Regions from separate parts of the Homo sapiens genome. Here region 1 is linked to region 2. Evidence: read pairs that join two places in POLR2A ChIA-PET (ENCODE). Cell type or tissue: endothelial cell of umbilical vein. All regions are shown on one strand. Each heading gives the region's core, and the rest is flanking DNA. Links, peaks and the distances in the headings are about the cores only. Region 1 overlaps FRMD5 (FERM domain containing 5). Region 2 overlaps FRMD5 (FERM domain containing 5).

Region 1 (8,939 bases), core at 366-8,365, 150 kb after region 2:
GACCACCACACGGGAAAGAACAGGAGCTCAAGCAATAGGAGTACTAATAAGAACTTGAGTATAGAATGTAAAGCAATGAATCTTCCTTTTAAAAAGCATTTACCAGCTGGGCAGGGTGGCTCACGCCTGTAACCCCAGAACTTTGAGAGGCCAAGGTCTCCCAGCGGAGGTGAGCAGATTGCTTGAGTCCAGGAATTCGAGACCAACTTGGACAACATGGCAAAACCCTGTCTCGAAAAAAATTACAAAAAAATAGCCAGACATGGTGACACACACCTGTAGTCCCAGTTACTCAGGAGGCTGAGGTGGGCAGATCACCTGAGCCCCAGAGGTAGAGGCTGCAATGAGCCACGATCGTGATTGTGATGTTGCCACTGCGCTCCTGGGCGACAGAGTGAGACCTTGTTTCAAAAACAAAAAAACAAAAAAACAAAAATTTACTTCAGAGGCTACAGAACCATCTCCCCCTTCTTTCTCTTCTGTCTTTTGCCTTTTTCATTTTTTTTTCTTTCTAGATTGTTTTTTCTTATATTTTCAGTCCATCAATGGTACTCTAAGGCATGGTCCTCAAAGGCATGAGCAGCTCTCAGTACATTATTCAGCACCTGTGTGCTGACCACTGTGTTAGCCATGAAACTACATGGGCAGCTTATCTTATATTCTGGGTCCTAGTGTATGCACAAATGAGTCATTATTTGGAATGACATTTAGTGCTTCTTTAATTAAGAAAAGGGGAGTATACACTGTATCATAAATAAGACCAAGAAAAACCTGAAAGACAAAATTCAGATTCTCTTAGATATATTCAAAAAAATAATAGGTTACACACACTTGACCTTTCTGAGCCTCAGGTTGTTCATTTGCAAAATAGGTTAATGATATATACCTTGTGGAGTTATGTGAAAATGACATAAGCATAGTGTCTCGCCCACAGTAAAGACTCAGTAAGTGGTCTGTGTGTTAAGGAGGAAGAGTAAATTAAGTAAGTATGCAAGGATACTGACTTGCTTGCTAGCAACAAGGAAACACAGGAAAAATGATTAAGAATAAAAGCAGACTGGTAGTTGAATTAATAATCAATGAAAGAGGCTCTTTTAAAAGACTGTCAAGAGCACAACATTCAAAATAAAAGTGATAATGCTTTCACTGCACATTACTGGAGTGTTACTTTAGTTTGGGGCTGCATGGCTTAAAAGCACTGAGAAAAACTAAATCAGGTAATACAAATGTCTGAATACCTTCTGAGAGGCTAATACAGAACAGTGGAGAGAACCAAAGATTAGAAATTGAAAGCCTGGGCTTGAGCCCCTGGCTCAACATTTTCTAGCCACCTAACTAACTAGAAATTATCAGAGGCTGGGCTTAATGGCTCACACCCATAATCCCAGCACTTTGGGAGACCAAAAGCAGGTGGATCACTTGAGGTCAGGAGTTTGATACCAGCCTGGCCAACATGGTGAAATCCTGTCTCTACTAAAAATACAAAAAATTAGTCAGGCATGGTGGTGGGCACCTGTAATCCCAGTTACTTGGGAGGCTAAGGCAGGAGAATTGTTTGAACTTGGGAGGTAGAGGTTGCAGGGAGCCAAGATCTCACCACTGTACTCCAGCCTGGGTGACAGAGCCAGACTCCAACTCAAAAAGAAAAAAAAAGAAAGAAAGAAATTATCACAAATATTTTAATAGGTGACACATGACCTCACTCAGTTCTCACATCTGTAAACAAGGTTAAGAATAATTTTTAAATTTCTGAGGATTTTTGTGAATATGTACTTTGCAAATTATAAAACGTTATATAAATCAGTTTTTTAAAGGGATGATAGGGGAAGATACTCCCTTTAAAAAGGCTGACTTAACTACCTGTGGATATTATCTATAAAAGAATAAATAAAAGGTAGATGATGGTAAATCTTCATTTTCATAGATGATAGAATTGGAAGAAATGGGATTGCAGTACAGTCAACTTTGTAGAGACAAAAGAGAAAAGGCCCAATCATTAAGTTGTCTAACCAATGGCCAGCTATCAATGAACATCAGTAATCCCCTCCTTGCTTTACTTCTTCTGAAATTCATGAACTCATCATTTCCAGCCTTTCTGGATGGACACACGTACATATGAGCAGCTTTAACAAGTAAAATGATTTAAAATTCATTTTGTTTAATGCCTTGGAGTGTTGCAAAGTTGATTAAGAAACACTAATATAGGCAATTACATTTTAGAGATGCTTTAGTTAACCCGTGACCCAAGAGCAGGGTCATAGACTGAATGACTTTTTGAGATTTCTCCATTCAATCTATTTTTCTTAATTGAGCAGGTGTTTCTAATTAAGATGTTGAACACTAGAGCAAAAAAAAAGTCGTCTCACATCATGTGTATTTTAATCAATTTGATTTTATTTATTTATTTTTATATCTTCCCTCAAAGTAGTTGAATTTAAAAGAACTAAATGAGGAAGAAAATTCCAATTATTTCCCTTCTGAAGAGCTGTTTGTATGAGAGCTGATTTAGTACCTTCAATACTTGAGGAGACTTAGGGAAAAAAAGCTGTGTCTGGATTAAAACATTAAAAATAGAAACATAATTCCAAGATTAAGTTCCTTGACTTACTTGACATTTGAAGTAATTTCCGCAAAGTAATTTCTTTTGTAAAGGTTTATAAATTTATGAGAGAAAATACCTTATCCTGCCTAAAGATTATTGTGTCAATTAAGAATAAACAAGATTAGAGAAAACCAAGCATTAGGCTGGAAATGGATCTACTCTAAGTGTGATAGAATCATATTCAAATTATTAGTCGAAATAGTGAGTATGAGCCTTCCCTTTTTATCCAGGGCTTGAATAAGTACAGCTATGAGTGATTTTATAAGTGGTCCTTGTTTGCATGTACTAGTTACTTAGCCTTATGTTTTTGTCTTACCTGTGGTAAACTTCCACCAAAAAACCAGAACCCCAAATGGATCCTCAGTTATCATCTGAAACTCTGAAAACATTTTGGTTCTCTTGTATAGCCAAGGACCATGCCCTAAAAAAAAAAAAATCTCTGAAGTGGGTGCCTTTTACTTGATTATAACCAGAATAGAGACAGTTCATTGGAAAACATGGAACATATAGAAGAATAATTTGTTCTTTTATTGGAGGCTAATGTTCTTCACTCAGAGGTTGATTGCTTATGAAATGTATTAAGAAATTGTGTGCTTAACAAAAACAAACTTATTCAGGTTTGATGGTTTGCTGATCTACACACACACACACAAAATGGCCCTTTTCACAAAGCAGTTGGCTTTCATCAACTTCTCCATAATGCCATACATGCATACAAATCACACTTTCAGTTATTCACTGTAGAAATCTCATCAATAAGAAATCCCTTGTGATAACTGGGCCTTCATTGGCTTTCTTTTATTGGCCAAATGCTGAGTATTTTTGGCTTGAGATGATAACTTTATTTTAAGCCTGAGAGAGCAGGTGACTTGCCCTTGGTCTAATGATACTAAGCAGCTGCCACAGCCTGTTTCACATCCACTGGAGAAGACTGTTCCCTGGAGAGGGAGCACATAACTGTGCATGTCTCTTTCAAGATGTCTCTTTGGGTACCATGTTGGGAAGTGACTTTCCAAGGGTGAGGAGTGCCCTGTGTTTAGCTTTTTGGTTACATCCCTGTGCACAAAGGAGAGACCGTGTTAAAGAGTTGAGACTTTGAGAAAATTCTTGTTACTTCATATGCATTTACAGTGTACCTAAGGCTGAGGACAAATTTTATTTTAGCAAGATACATCAAAGGCAAATAAATTTACTCACATAAACAGTAAAATGACATTTTTTTCTCCTGTGTTCCACAATCAAAAGGAGCTTGATTTGCAATGGGAGCATGTAGGAACAGGAGGCATACTCCCTTTAGATAATAATTATTATAATAGCTTCCATTTTCTGATTATTTACTATGTAAAATGCTCAGCATATCATCTAGCACATACAAGAAATAGCTGTTAAACGAAGAGTGCTAGGTGCTGTACTAAGCACTGTAGCACTTTATATCACTTATCTCATGTAAGGTAGATTTCATCTGAGGCTTTGCAGGATGATAGGGACAGTCTTATTAAAGGGCATGGATTGCTCCCTCTGATCCCCTGTTAAACAAGGGTATTTCATCAGGCCAAGAGAAGGTGGATGTGGCAAGCGCCAAGCTCTGTAGAAAGAGATGCTATGGAAATGCTAAGTAAAATGTCATACTTGTTGTTCAGATATGGCAAACCAGGATGAGTCAACCCCTTTCCCCTCGCACACATTATCACCTACACATTTTGGGATGGTGTTGGGTGAGAGTCATCTTTATGCCTGCCCTTCACTATTACTCATCTTACTTTGGCCACCCAGCTCTCACTTTGTCCTGTCACTCATCCCCTACATTTGAAGTAGGGAAGCATATACAGGCACTGAATAATTTGGGGTCTGTAAATATAACCTTTGAGTCACTATCACATGGTGCCTTTGTGGGCCAGGACAGTACCCAGTGCAGTGATGAGCTTGCCCATCTGCTTTGGGTCTCAGCCCTCCAGCAGGCCTTCGTCTCCTGGGTAAGCAAACAGGCAGAAGCATCTCTGGCCCAGAAGAACGTCCTGAATCACAGTCTGTGCAGTTCTGTGCCAGCCCCCAGGGAAAGCGTGAGAGCAGAAGAGATGAGAAATGCACAAACTGAATAGCCCTTTCCTGATGATATTTAATTGAATCTGGGCATCGACAGGGCTTGGCCAGGTAGCTTGCTTTCCCTCACGTGCAGCTCAGCTCTGGCAGATTTCTCTTGTAATGATCATTCTACCCAGGTAGCACAGAACTTTTTCATAGAATGAGGACTTGGGTAAGGATCAAGAAACCTGGGAACCAGTTTAAACTGTGCCATAAACTTCAGGCAGTCATTTAACATCTGTGAGTTATTTTTTCTTCATTTATAAAGTAGGAAGAATACCCATCCTACTGGTCTCCATGAATTTTGTGTCTAAGGCTGTAAAGTCACATCATAGCTGAGAATACCTTTTGAAGGTTATTTTTATTACTAGAGTCTTAACTATTAACACAATTAAGTGCAAATAATACCACCCATGGAGGTAACAGATGACAAGTACCTTGTGGAAACCTGTTATCACTCTCTGTTGGCACAGGAGTGTAAATTATAGCTAAGGTGTGAGGTTTTTATTGTTGTGAGGGAAGTGGTTGTGAGGGATAGCTGTGGTAAAGATCAAAGAAGGATCTACCATAGTTCTCCTAGTTCTGCAACAAGGCTTAGTGAGCGATATGGTCTGACTGTAAAGAACAATGTCTACAATGTAGGCCATAACAGTAGTGATTCTTCATTTATGTTTTCCTGTTGCTATCTGACCAAGCCTTCTTCTCATTGCTGATTTTCTTTTGGTTGTGGAGTAGGAGTGATGCTTGCTTCCTAATTCTGCTCCCTCTCCCACCCATCTCCACCACCAAGGATTGAGCCATGCTTGAGGGATGGGGATGCTACCAGAGAAAATCCCAGAAAGCAGCCAGCAAGGACTTTGTGATGCAATGGTCCTGTCCTTCCTCCATGTTTTACCTTGCAGAATCTGTGCAGTTTTGCTCCCCTGGGAAAGCCCTGAGAACTCTTTAGCAGATACCAAGACTATGCTGCTAAGTCCTTCTGACTGAATTCCTTCACTGGACATTGGGGTAGAGGGGAAGTCCCTGTGCTGTGCTCTTGGATTTCATAGCCCCTGGGGCAGCTCAAGGCTCCTATCACATCTAAAGCGGAATTACCAGTAGAGAAAAAGTCATTCTTAGGACCACAGGACAAAGCCTTAGTGGAACTGCTCGAGGTCTAGCCCCTGGCTTCTGGGGTTCTTCAGCAGTGGATGGCAGAGGCTATCTTCCTAATTTAGATAATTTCTCAGGACCAGATTAGCCTCTTTCTCAGCTGCACTTTTTTTCTCAATTCTGCTTTCTGCTGACTTACAGTTTTCCTCAAGGAGCCAAACAAATAATTTTTCATCTGCATCTGCCTCTTCTCCCATTCACTTCCCTTCCTGGGTGGATTATTCCAGAGTTCCAGCAAAGCTGCCTTCAGCAGCCTCTGACAAAAGCTGCGTGCTGACCGCATGGCTGCATACTGGCCACACATGCCCCTTTGAACATCCCAATTGAAGAGGACACAGCTCAGAAGCTGCAGGCTCGCTTTCTTTTCATATGTTTTCTTGGGAAATCTCAAGAAAGTGCAGTGTTCATTCCTGGAAGCGAGTCTGCAGTGCTGAAGCCTTGGTCACCCAAGCGTTCCCTCTGCATGATGGCCGTGCTCCCAGACTATCCAAAATGCAGCAGCGCATGGAAAGAGACTGGCTGCTGAGGTGTTATTGGTTTGCAATACCCTGATAAGGAGATTTCATTCCCTTCTTGCTGGCAGAGTTATATAGAGTAATTACATAAGTACTGCTGTGACACTGGGCGGAATCTCATTAAAAACTGTATAAAGAACAATTGGGTTGTGCTAGAGAATATTCATTTTATTTCAGTTGAGTATAATCCCTGTAATAGAACATTAGCCTGAGCATAAATACTGGTGTTGCTCCAGCTCCCTGATAGAATGTATTTGGGATGTATATTTAGTGCAGCATTTGCTTATGTGGGGCATGACAGAAAATCATTATGAGGCAGGTCCAGATTTTCCCACCTGGTGAGGAAGTTGCTCGCTGTGCTGAGCAGATCGTTGTTTGTTTTTTACCCCTCCTAGGAGAGCTACTTGTTCAGCTTGGATGGGACAGTCTATGGCAGTTTGACCACATGGCAACTCTGAAACACACACACACACACACACACACACACACACACACACACAGACACACACACACACACACAACACACACACACACACACATGCACATACAGACTCGGGCCCAAAAAAATGTGTCCCCTTAGCAGGTTTAGCCTTCCACCCAAGATGTAAGAGAGGCCTGGTCAGGGGAGAATTTGTCTTGTGTTGTTGTTCGTTCATTTTCAGAAAAGTAGCAGGCAAGTCCTTGTTTAATGTAAGGTTGTTTTTGGTTGATGGCATGTGAATTGTCCCTTCAGCCTTGCTGAGCATCACTCATCACAACAAACAAGAGCTATCCTAAGTAGTTTGCTAATACAGCAGTTTAAGGCTCAAAAGCATTAAAGGACAATAACATCTAATACAGTTATACCACTGTACTGTGCATGACTTACTTTCACACATATTATCTGGTGTGTGGGGAATTCAGTAATCCATTCTTAATTATCCAGAGCATAATCTGTTTGGTATTTGAAGTCTAAGAGCACTATGAATTATTTTCTTTATAAAATATTTTTCATTATAGTTCTAGTGTTCTATAGCATTATAGGGCAACTACAATCAACAGCAATTTATTATATATTTTCTTTTCTTTTTTTTTTTTTTGAGATGGAGTCTCACCCTGTGGCCCAGGCTGGAGTGCAGTGGCGCGATCTTGGCTCACTGCAAGTGCCGCCTCCTGGGTTCACACCATTCTCCTGCCTCAGCCTCCCGAGTAGCTGGGACTACAGGTGCCCGCCACCATGCCCGGGTAATTTTTTTTGTATTTTCAGTACAGACAGGGTTTCACCGTATTAGCCAGGATGGTCTCGATCTCCTGACCTTCTGATCTGCCCACCTTGGCCTCCCAAAGTGCTGGGATTATAGGTGTGAGCCACCACGCCTGGCACTATTTATTGTATATTTTCTAATGGTAGAAGAACAGATTTTTATGTTCTCAAAACAGAGAAATGATAAATGTTTCAGGTGATGCATATGCTAATTACCTGATTTGATCATTTCCTCTGTAGATCTTCTGACTGGCCCACCTGAATTTTGTTATCTGGTCTCACACCGCATTTCGAGGGAAGAAACCAAGATTAATCATCCTCCATTGATATAAGGGGCATTATATTGAAGACTATATATCCCTGTTGTTAAAAGTCAGTGTCACTTTGCCTGTAATCAAAGTACCAAAATGATGGCAGGGGAAGCATTCAACTGTTAAACAGCCAGCCTCTCCGGTTATTAAAATAGCACTGAGCAAGGCAGCTGGAGTAAACCATTTTAGAATCTGGGGTTTGCTGTCGCTGGTAAGGATGTCCCAGCTGTGCCTTATTGTCAAAATTCTCTTCATCATCTCAGGATGCCAGGTCCCAAGCTGAGCTCACTCTGGGGACTCAGATCCATTGAATGGGAACGCTTGGCCTCTGCCCACATTATTTAGGAGCTGCAGGTGAAACTGAGGTTAAGAGAGGCTCAGTCGGTGTCTCTCTTAATGCATCCCTGCCCACAGGAATGGGTGTGAATGCAAATGTATTTCCAAGTATGCCTGAGGTAGCTGAAGAGAGACTATAGAATCATCATCCCCAAGGACTTGTCATCAGCTTTCAGTCTATCGTAGTTTAAGCATGGCTGTTTGTCTATGTGAATGCGTGTTTTAAAGCATGAAACCAATTTTCCTCCCCAGACAATGGCCTGCTCCCTTTTTATTGAGGAAAATAGGATTGAATTTAGGATCTCATTAAAGGAGGCATATGTCCCTCCTTGGTCACACCCTACTCCTTCGTTCACCTATCCACCTTCCCGGTTGTACAGAAGCACATCTAATACACATGGCCTCTAGGGCAGAGATCTGAATGGGTTTCTTCAGAGGCTGCACCATTCCACCAGTACCTCAGCTAGGAGGGCTGAGACCACTGAGCAGTGGGCCTGAATTTGTAACCAGAGCCTGCCCAGATGCAGTGTAGGACAACCTCTAGCCTTCCTGCATACCAAGAAGGAAGAAGGAAGCAGTTCAAGAAACTGAGGCATAATTGTGATGACCAATGCAAGTTCCAGAGCTCCTGGCTGCCTGACACGTGTGCCCTTCCCAAGCCTTGGAATCTCCATGCAGCATGCAAATGTCTTCTTCTT
Region 2 (8,939 bases), core at 253-8,252:
GTCTATAATTTGTTTACCCCTGGTCTAGACTTTAAGCTTTTGACCTCAGTGCACATGACTACTTAACAAAATCCAAACCAATTGCACATCCCTGAAAAGTCTGTAGAAAGGACCAAAGGCATATGGAAATTGAGAATTAATTGTCATATTTCTGTGGCTTTTGTTGCTGTAGGAGCAATGATATAACAAAATTAAAGAAGTAATTTAAATCATCTGTAATTCTACCACCCTAGCACAATAGCCAAATCCAAATTACTTTCCAATCCTGGCCTTTATGCAGCATATTTTAAGAACAGTAATTTTTAATGTATTTTCAGCATGTAAAAATAACTTCAGCATTTCTAATTTTAAAATCTCATTAACATTTTTTATATTTTAATGGAATGTTAAAAAATTTATCAGTTGAATTCCAATCATGCAGCTTCATGAGAGCTGTTGCTTTCCCCCCTCTAATCATATAACCTTTGAGCAGCATTTTTCGGCTGATAACTACAAATCAAGAGAGAATAGATATCCAAAAGAGGCAGAAGAGATGTGTAATAAAGAGCATATGAGGACTGAGAAAGATAAAAAGATGGGAGTTGTGTGGAATAGAATTGTTAAAGTGGTACATTTCCTACCCAAAAGATCAATTTTTACTTAAGGTTTCGTTCAGACTTTTGTCCTTCTGTGTCGTTCCTGTTTTTGGTTTTGTTGGTACAGAATTACTTTTAGCTTCTTTATTATTTTTCCTAAGACTGGTGATGTTTATACTACTTTATTACCACTCTTCCTTGGCTTTGCCTCTCTGTCCTCAGCTATTTTCTCTAGCTATGGTTAAGGTTGTATCCCCCTTCCCTTCCTTTATATCTTTTCATTTGCCTATCAACCTTCTCAAATATTTCGTTTGTGAATGAAAATACATTTTGTAATTTGTGAAACAAACAACCCACAATACCATTGTGCTGGGGCCCTGGGTGGTCCCTGACACCCTTTCAGAGAGTCCTTGGAGTCACAGATATTTTCAAAAAATGCTAAGGGTTATTTATTAACTTTTCTTTTCTTGAATTGATGCATATTTTAAAAATTTCTCAGTTTAAACATCTAAAATGGTAAAAATATACCATATATCATCCACATAAACAAAGCTCATTGATGTTCTCAGTCATTTTTAGCAGTGTAAAGGGGTCCTGAGACCAAAAAGTTTGAGAATGGCTAATGTATTTCATCAGCAAACTAAAAACATTTATTAAGCAGCTTTGTATTTTCAGTCCCAGTACTAGTTGTGTAGAATCGGTGGCAGAACTTTGCCTCACAGTTTAGAGGTGAAGACATACTTCTCAAAGGATAAGTACAGTTGGAGTCAGTAAGTGCAGAGATCTTACACACCACGGGAGTCCAGAGGGAAGTATACTTAACTTGTGATTATGTTACTGGTGATAGGGGAGGGGTCAGTGAGAGGCTGGAACCACATTTATTAAGCCTTCCTAGAGGAGGTGACCACTGAACCAATTATTTTAAAAATCAGAATGAGGCAGGTGAAGGATGGTTGTAGGAGGCCTTCTAGACGAAGCAGCAGGAGCAAAGACAGGGAAGCAAAGAGTGCAATATGTACAGGCAAACACAAGCAGGCCTCTGTTACTGCATGCAGGGTGGGTTTAAAGAGTAGTGGCAATGAGGCTGGAGATATGGCAGGGAACAGTTCTTAGAGAGTCAGTTTTAGCCTTTTAGGAGTTTAGACTCTATCCTTAAAGGGAAACCCCACATTTATTTATTTATTTATTTTTGAGCACATATGTGGTATTAGTTCGTCTTTCTATGCATGAAGAATTTGGCTTATTAAAATAATTTTAATTATTGGGTATCAGACCCATTTGTAAACAGAAAAATACAGTTAAGTGTTTTCTTAGGAAACAGAATGTAACCGTACTTTTTAAAACATCGTACAGCCATGGATTCAACCAACTGTGGATGGAAAATGTTTAGGAAAAAAACAAGAAAAAATAATAAAAAACCAATACAGTTAAACAACCATTTACATACATTTACATTGTATTAGGTATTATAAGTAACCCAGAAAGATAAAGTATATAGGAGGACGTGCTAGCTTATATGCAAATACTACTCTATTTTATATAAGGGACTTGAACATTTGGATTGTGGTATCTGTGGGGGTTCCTGGAACCAGTCCCCAAGGGGCAACTGTAGTGAGCTTAATAAGAAGAAATTGTGTGGTAAATACTCACCATCCATTTAGTTCTAATGGGCAGTAGTAATTATGGGTTTTCTTGTCGAAGCTAATGAAGGTAAAAAATAGGTCCATTTTTTTAAAGACTAAGTTGAGAACTAATAGAGCTAAAAGCAGTACAGGCATGAAAGGAAAAATGACAAGCTACAAATAAATAGTAGTAAAGTGAACTCTAAACCTTTAAATTCTCAACTCAGTATAAATGACAAAACATGTTACCAAATCTGCATCATTTTTATTGCCACCATTTAAATCTAACTGATGGTTTCCTACAACTAGCACACTAAAAAAAATGAAGAACAGAAATGTATTTCCCACAGTCTGGGAAGTTCAAGATCAGTAAGTTAGCGCCTTGGTCACTCTGCTTCTAGGATGGCACCTTGAATAGCACAGGTGTTTTAAAGAAATTTTGCCTTCCACACCTTTGAAATAATTTGAGCTGGGCACAGTGGCTCACACTTGTAATCTCAGCACTTTGGGAGGCTGAGGCAGGTGTATTACTTGAGCCCATGAGTTAGACACCAGCCTAGGCAACATGGCAAAACCCTGTTTCTACAAAAAATACAAAAATTAGCTGGGCGAGGTGTTGCGCGCTTGTGGTCCCAGCTACTCAAGAGGCTGAGGTGAGAAGATCACTTGAGCCTGGGACATCGAGGCTGCAGTGAGTTGTAACTGTGCCACTGCACTCCAGCCTGGGTGAGACCCTGTCTCAAAAAAAAAAAAAAAAGAAAAGAATTTGAGTGATATAGGCTCTTTACTACCATGTATGGTACTACTATGAAAGTTTTATCAGCATTATTCATGATAGCCAAAAAGTGGAAGTAACCCAAATATCTGTCAGCTGAGAAATGAATAAATAAAGTGTGGTATATCCATATAATGCAATATTGCCAATAAAAAGAAATATATGTTTTCTACATGGATGAGCCTCGAAAACGTTATGTTAAATGAAAGAAACCAATCGAGAAGACTACATATTGTATGATTCCAGTTACAGTCATGTGTCATTACTTAACAACAGGGTATGTTCTGAGAATAGGGTGATTTTGTTGTGTGAACATCATAGAGTGTACACAACCCTAGATGGCATAGCCTACTATATATACTACCCAGGTTATGTGGTATAGCCTATTGCTCTTAGGCTACAAACCTGTATAGCATGTTACTGTACTGAATACTATAGGCAGTTGGGACACAATGGTAAGTATTTGGGTATCTAAACATAAAAAAGTACAGTAAAACATCAAACATCTTTAACGTATGAAACATTAAAAATGGTACACCTATATGGGACACTTACCATGAATAGAGCTTGCAGGACTAGAAGTTGCTCTGGATGAATCAGTGAGTGAGTGGTGAATGAATATGAAGGTCTCAGACATTGATGTACACTACTATGGATTTAATAAACACTGTACACTTAAGCTACACTAAATTTATGTAAAAATTTTTTTCTTCAATAACAAATTAAGCTCAGCTTACTGTAACTTCATGAACTTTTAGAATATTTATACTTTTTGATTCTTTTATAATAACACCTAGCTTAAAATATAAACACATTGCACAGTTGTACAAAAACATTTAAAAATATTCTATAAGCTTTTCGCTATTTAAAATTTATTTTTACTTTTTAAACTTTGTTAAAAACTAAGGCAAACACACATTAACCTGGGCGTACACAAGGTCAGGATCATCATTATCACTGTCTTCAATCTCCATATCTTGTCCCACTGGAAGGTCTTCAGGGGAAATAACACACATGGTTAATGATAAAAAGTATAGTATAATAATACATAAAACAGTAATAGTCATTGCTATTATCAAGTGTTATTTACTGTACATAATTATATGTGCTATGCTTTTATATGACTGGCATTGCAGTAGGTTTGTTTACACCAGCATCATCACAAACATATGAGTAACGCATTACATTATGATGGCTATGACACCACTAGGCAATAAGAATTTTCAGCTTCCTTTTAGTCTTATGGGACCACTGTCATATATGAGATCCATTGTTGACCAAAATGTTGTATGAGCTGCATAACTGCATAGGCAAATCCATGGAGACAGAAAGTAGATTAATGGTTTTCCAAGACTGGGGAAGAAGGAAGTTGGGAAATGGGGAATGATTGCTTGCTAATGGATATGGGAGGATTTCTTTTTGGGGTGATGAAAATGTTCTAAAGTTGATTATGGCAAAGGTCGCACAACCTTATGTATGTACCAAAACCCACTGAATTATACACTTTAAATAGATGAATTGTATGGCATATGAGTTATCCCTCTATAAAGCTGTTTGATCTATCTGTATTTCAACAGTTAGAGTGATAACTTGAATATTGAAAACTTTGAAAATACATGTTGTGAGGGAAGGTAAAACGCCAAAGACTACATTTTACCAGTATATGTCTAATCAAAACTATTCCATAAAACTCCTTCCTAATTTGAATAGAATGATTTTTTCCTTTGAAGGTAAAAATCCTCTATATCTTTTACCATTTTATTAATATTTAATTCCTTCTTCCTTCTTTCTGGAGAAACTTTGGATTCTGACAGAGCTCCTTCTATACTGACCTGACAAGTTCTCAGAGACTGGTACTGTTGCAGCTAATGAGTCAAGTGGACACTCATGCTGGCTGTGTTCCCAAGACTATTCTTACATTAGGGCAAATGGCATGAGGACAATGCATCCAATGTATCAGGCACAAAGAGGTTTTTCTTCCTAATTGACCATGTGTGTCCTCCTTTCTTTGAATAATAGGAGGAAAATCTCCCTACCATGACTTTTGGAATTCCTTCCTTTCCCTCTCCTAGTACCCAAGGTTATGAGTGTAGGCAAGGCTTTTGTTCCAAAGCTGTCATCTCCTTTTATCAATTTCCCCTTTTCATTCCTTTTAGGTCTCCAAGCCTCAGAGCAGAAGGCTGTGACTAGTGAGCCTTTCTGATTTGTTTACTCATTCAGGCACACACAGTGAACAGCTGGGAGTCCAGCCAGTTTTGTTATACTGTTGCTTGTCTAAGTGATTCCCAAGTGAGTCAGTGAGACCTTAGGTCCAACTCTGACCATCCATTTGGTTAGTGGTTTGGGTAGGCTGTGGACTGGGAGGCTTTTTGAACTCTTACATGGTAGCTTTTGAGCCCTTACCCTTTTGTTCTGCAGGCAGAATGAAAGTCTGCTTGGGAACTCCTGAAAAGCCTCCCATCTTCAAACAAACACTATATTTAATTCCAAGCTAGGACAATTTCTTTCTTTCCTTTTCCTATGGAAGAGTAGTCTGTTTGTGAGATCTTCATTTCCATACCCTGATTTCTCCACAGCCCTGTTTCAATTAGCTTTTATTTCCATTGATTTGTCAGATCCGTTTACCAGAAGTACATTCTTAGATTGAGGACCTCCTTCATGCCAAAACCTTCTGTCCTCTTTTGACTTAACTTTATGTGATAATATTCCTGACAACTCCTTCCTTCTCAGAACTCAATCTTTCCTTGAGTGGAACTCAACTGATGCTTGTTGGATTTGACTATATTTTTCACACTGTAGCATCCAGGCTTACTTCTTACCTTTCAGCTGATTCATCTTTGTTTCTTGCATTGAACTACACATTCCTCACATTCTCTAATCAGAGTATTCTCTGAAGGTTCTACATGCCAGTGCATGATCAACTGCATCTGGTTTGTATTTAGACCTTGTGGTCCAGGGGAGTGGATATGTCCAAGAGGTTAAAGGTATGCAAAGAATGGATAATGGTGCCAAGTGGACTGCTTCTGCCATTGAGTGTGATACGGCAGTCACCATAAGAATAAATTACATGGCTTTCAACTAGTCAATAGTCCAAAGCTTTTCAACCCTGCAATACCTTAAGCCAGAGTTTCTAGACTTTGGTAGCGGTTTAAAATAGATTTCTGGAACACCTCCAAATCTGTGATTTAAACTGTCTTAAAGTTGGGCCCAGGAATCTGTGTTTTTGAAAAGCACCCAGGTGTTTCTGATAGAGTTGGTTCAGGCATCATTCTCAGAGGAAACAATGTCATAACCACCTTTCCTTTAGTAACAGGCTCCATCCCTAGAGATTTAGAAAGAACTAAGAGTAATCTGCAAAATATAGTAAAAGTTGCCTAGGACCTGGAATGTATCTACTTGTGAAGTAACAACAGTACTCATCATCTTATGTTTGTTCATCCTCACCTTGGGAACAAGTACATTCATTGTCATTTATAGAAAAGATCCAAAAGAAGCAGGCTTACCAGCTTTCATGATAAGTCTATTTTCACCTTCATAGGAGTTTCAGAATCATCTGTAAGAGGCCTGGAATCCAGAGGCACCCAAGGGAATTAGCAACAAGAAATACATAGTAAGTAGGTTAGTTAATGAGGCTATGGAGTTAGTATTGTTTTACAGTGTTTAAGATACTCTACTATGCCTACATTTTGGGAAAGATGTGTATCTTGTGACATTTGTACTTGATTTGGTTTGATTTCATACCCTGCCTGCTATCCACAAGCTTGCTTTATATTCTTTCTGGGGGAAAGCCCCTCAGAATCATGTGAATAGCTGCCAGGCCACAAAGCTGACTTCTCCACCCTGGCATCACAGAGTGGGAAAGACTAGTTTATTTCCTTCTTTTCTTTTTTCTTTTCTGTTTGTTTGTTGTTTTTTTTTTTGAGATGGAGTATCACTTGGTTGCCCAGGCTGGAGTGCAGTGGCGCGATCTCGGCTCACTGCAACCTCCGCCTCCTGAGTTCAAGGGATTCTCCTGCGTCAGCCTCCCGAGTAGCTGGGACTACAGGCGTGCACCATCACACCCGGCTAATTTTTGTATTTTTAGTAGGGACAGGGTTTTACCATGTTGGCCAGGATGGTCTCGATCTCTTGACCTCGTGATCCACCTGCCTCGGCCTCCCAAAGTGCTGGGATTACAGGCGTGAGCCACTGTGCCTGGCCCCAAGACTAGTTTATTTCTAGCTGCAGGAACTAGTTCCCTTGTTTAGGCCATTTAGTCTAATGAATAAAAAGAATTCAGAAAAACCGGGTTTCTTTCCATACAGCAACTTCTTTGGGAGGTAAAGAAAAAGAATCTTAGTCTCAGAAGTCAAGCTATCTGTGGTTCACATCTGCCTTGGGAGATAGCACCTCCTTGCACTGTGTCTCATTGATGGTTGTCACTTTCTGTTGTTACAAGAGAGCTTGGGTCCCATGTGAGGTCACTAATATTAATAATGTAGAAGTGGTTTTTAGTTCAGAGGAGCAGCTTGTCAACAGCTTGTATTTTTAAATATTGTACTAGGAGGAAGTATACTGTATTCATAGGGTATGTGCTTCTTTATTAGTAATCTTAATGCATTTATGAGCAGTTTGACATACACTAATTATTTATAGTGCTGTGGATTCCATTTGCTGCTAGGTGACAATGTGGAGAGTTGGGATGCAAAACTGTGATTAAGAAGCTATTAGTTGGCCTGGCACGATGGCTCATGCCTGTAATCCCAGCACTTCGGGAGGCCAAGGCGGGTGGATCACCTGAGGTCAGGAGCTCAAGACCAGCCTGGACAACATGGTGAAACCCCCTCTCTACTTAAAAAAAAAAAAAATTTAGCCGGGTGTGGTGGCACATGCCTGTAGTCCCAGCTACTTGAGAGGCTGAGACAGGAGAATCACTTGAACCCGGGAGGTGGAAGCTGCAGTGAGTCGAGATCATGCCACCACACTCCAGCCTGGGCAAGACAAGACCGAAACTCCATCTTAAAAAAAAAAAAAAAAAAAAAGAGAAGAAGAAGCTATTAGATACAGTCAGGATGACTGGATTTCAGCTTTTGTGTGGCTAGACTCAGAGTGTAGGGGGGCTTTCAGAGTGCTTGTTAAATGCTCTGGGTTAAATCAGAAAGAAGGAAAGCTAGCAAAAATTGCTTAATCAGAATAGTTCGGTTGAACTCATACAAGCTTATCTTTTTAGATGTTGTGGAATTCTTTGCAACTCTATAATTAATTCCAGATTGTTCAGATGTATTTCTAGTGCCAGAGATAGTGTTGTGGCTGCCTCCATAGCAAGCCTAAAAGTACCCCAGAGCTGGCCTCTTTATGGTACTTGCAAGTAGAGGATAAAAGATGTATCTTTTTGTATCTTGGATACTGGTGGCCCTTGGCAACAAACAATCTCCATCTCTCTTGAGGGAGTCAGGATGCCAAGCAAATTTTGAGGAACAGATAATAGAATAATGATATGAATCAAAATAGGGGCCAAGAATCCCAAATTCACTTCTTCCTTCCATTCTCCAGAACCCATGATTGCAGTTTCCACATTTTTTTTTCAGTTTTAACAGTCTCCTTTTTCATAATCATATGATGGGAATTCATGTGTGTCAAAGAGATTACTTGGACATTACCACCTCCAAGAGAGGTCATGGTAGATTGTCTTACTGTTGAAAATGTGGTCCATGGATCAGCAGAAGCAGCAGCAGCATTACCTGGGAGTTTGTTAGGATTTCATAATCTCAGGCCCCACTCTAGACCTACTGAATCAGAATCTGTATTTTAACAAGATCCTCAGGTGGTTTGCATGCATGTTAAAGTTTGAGGAGCATTGGTAGAGGGAACTGTGGCTATTTATTTTATTGGTCATGTGCATACTAATTTCCCGACCTCTCTTGATTATTAAAATGACTGTGAACTTACTAGAACTACAACATATTGATGTGAGGGAGGTGTTTATAT

What was found. ChIA-PET counts read pairs that join two places held together with the same protein. Peaks named below come from ENCODE experiments on the same cell type or tissue, not always from the same donor. Only the 100,000 strongest peaks of a DNase experiment are listed, where the experiment ranks them.
Region 1: POLR2A ChIA-PET joins it to region 2 with 13 read pairs; 4 of 35 experiments call an interaction of 5 or more read pairs at or near these places.

The regions. Positions count from the first base shown.
Region 1 is chr15:43,949,913-43,958,851 of GRCh38, reverse strand. The region is part of intron 1 of FRMD5 (FERM domain containing 5); the gene reads left to right. Among named protein-coding and RNA genes, the nearest start is that of WDR76, 130 kb to the right of the region's middle. In endothelial cell of umbilical vein, for the core only: no CTCF peak of the experiment used is centred there; no DNase peak of the experiment used is centred there.
Region 2 is chr15:44,099,102-44,108,040 of GRCh38, reverse strand. The region is part of intron 1 of FRMD5 (FERM domain containing 5); the gene reads left to right. Among named protein-coding and RNA genes, the nearest start is that of FRMD5, 92 kb to the left of the region's middle. In endothelial cell of umbilical vein, for the core only: no CTCF peak of the experiment used is centred there; a DNase peak (open chromatin) is centred at 5,090; H3K27ac peaks cover 1,567 bases.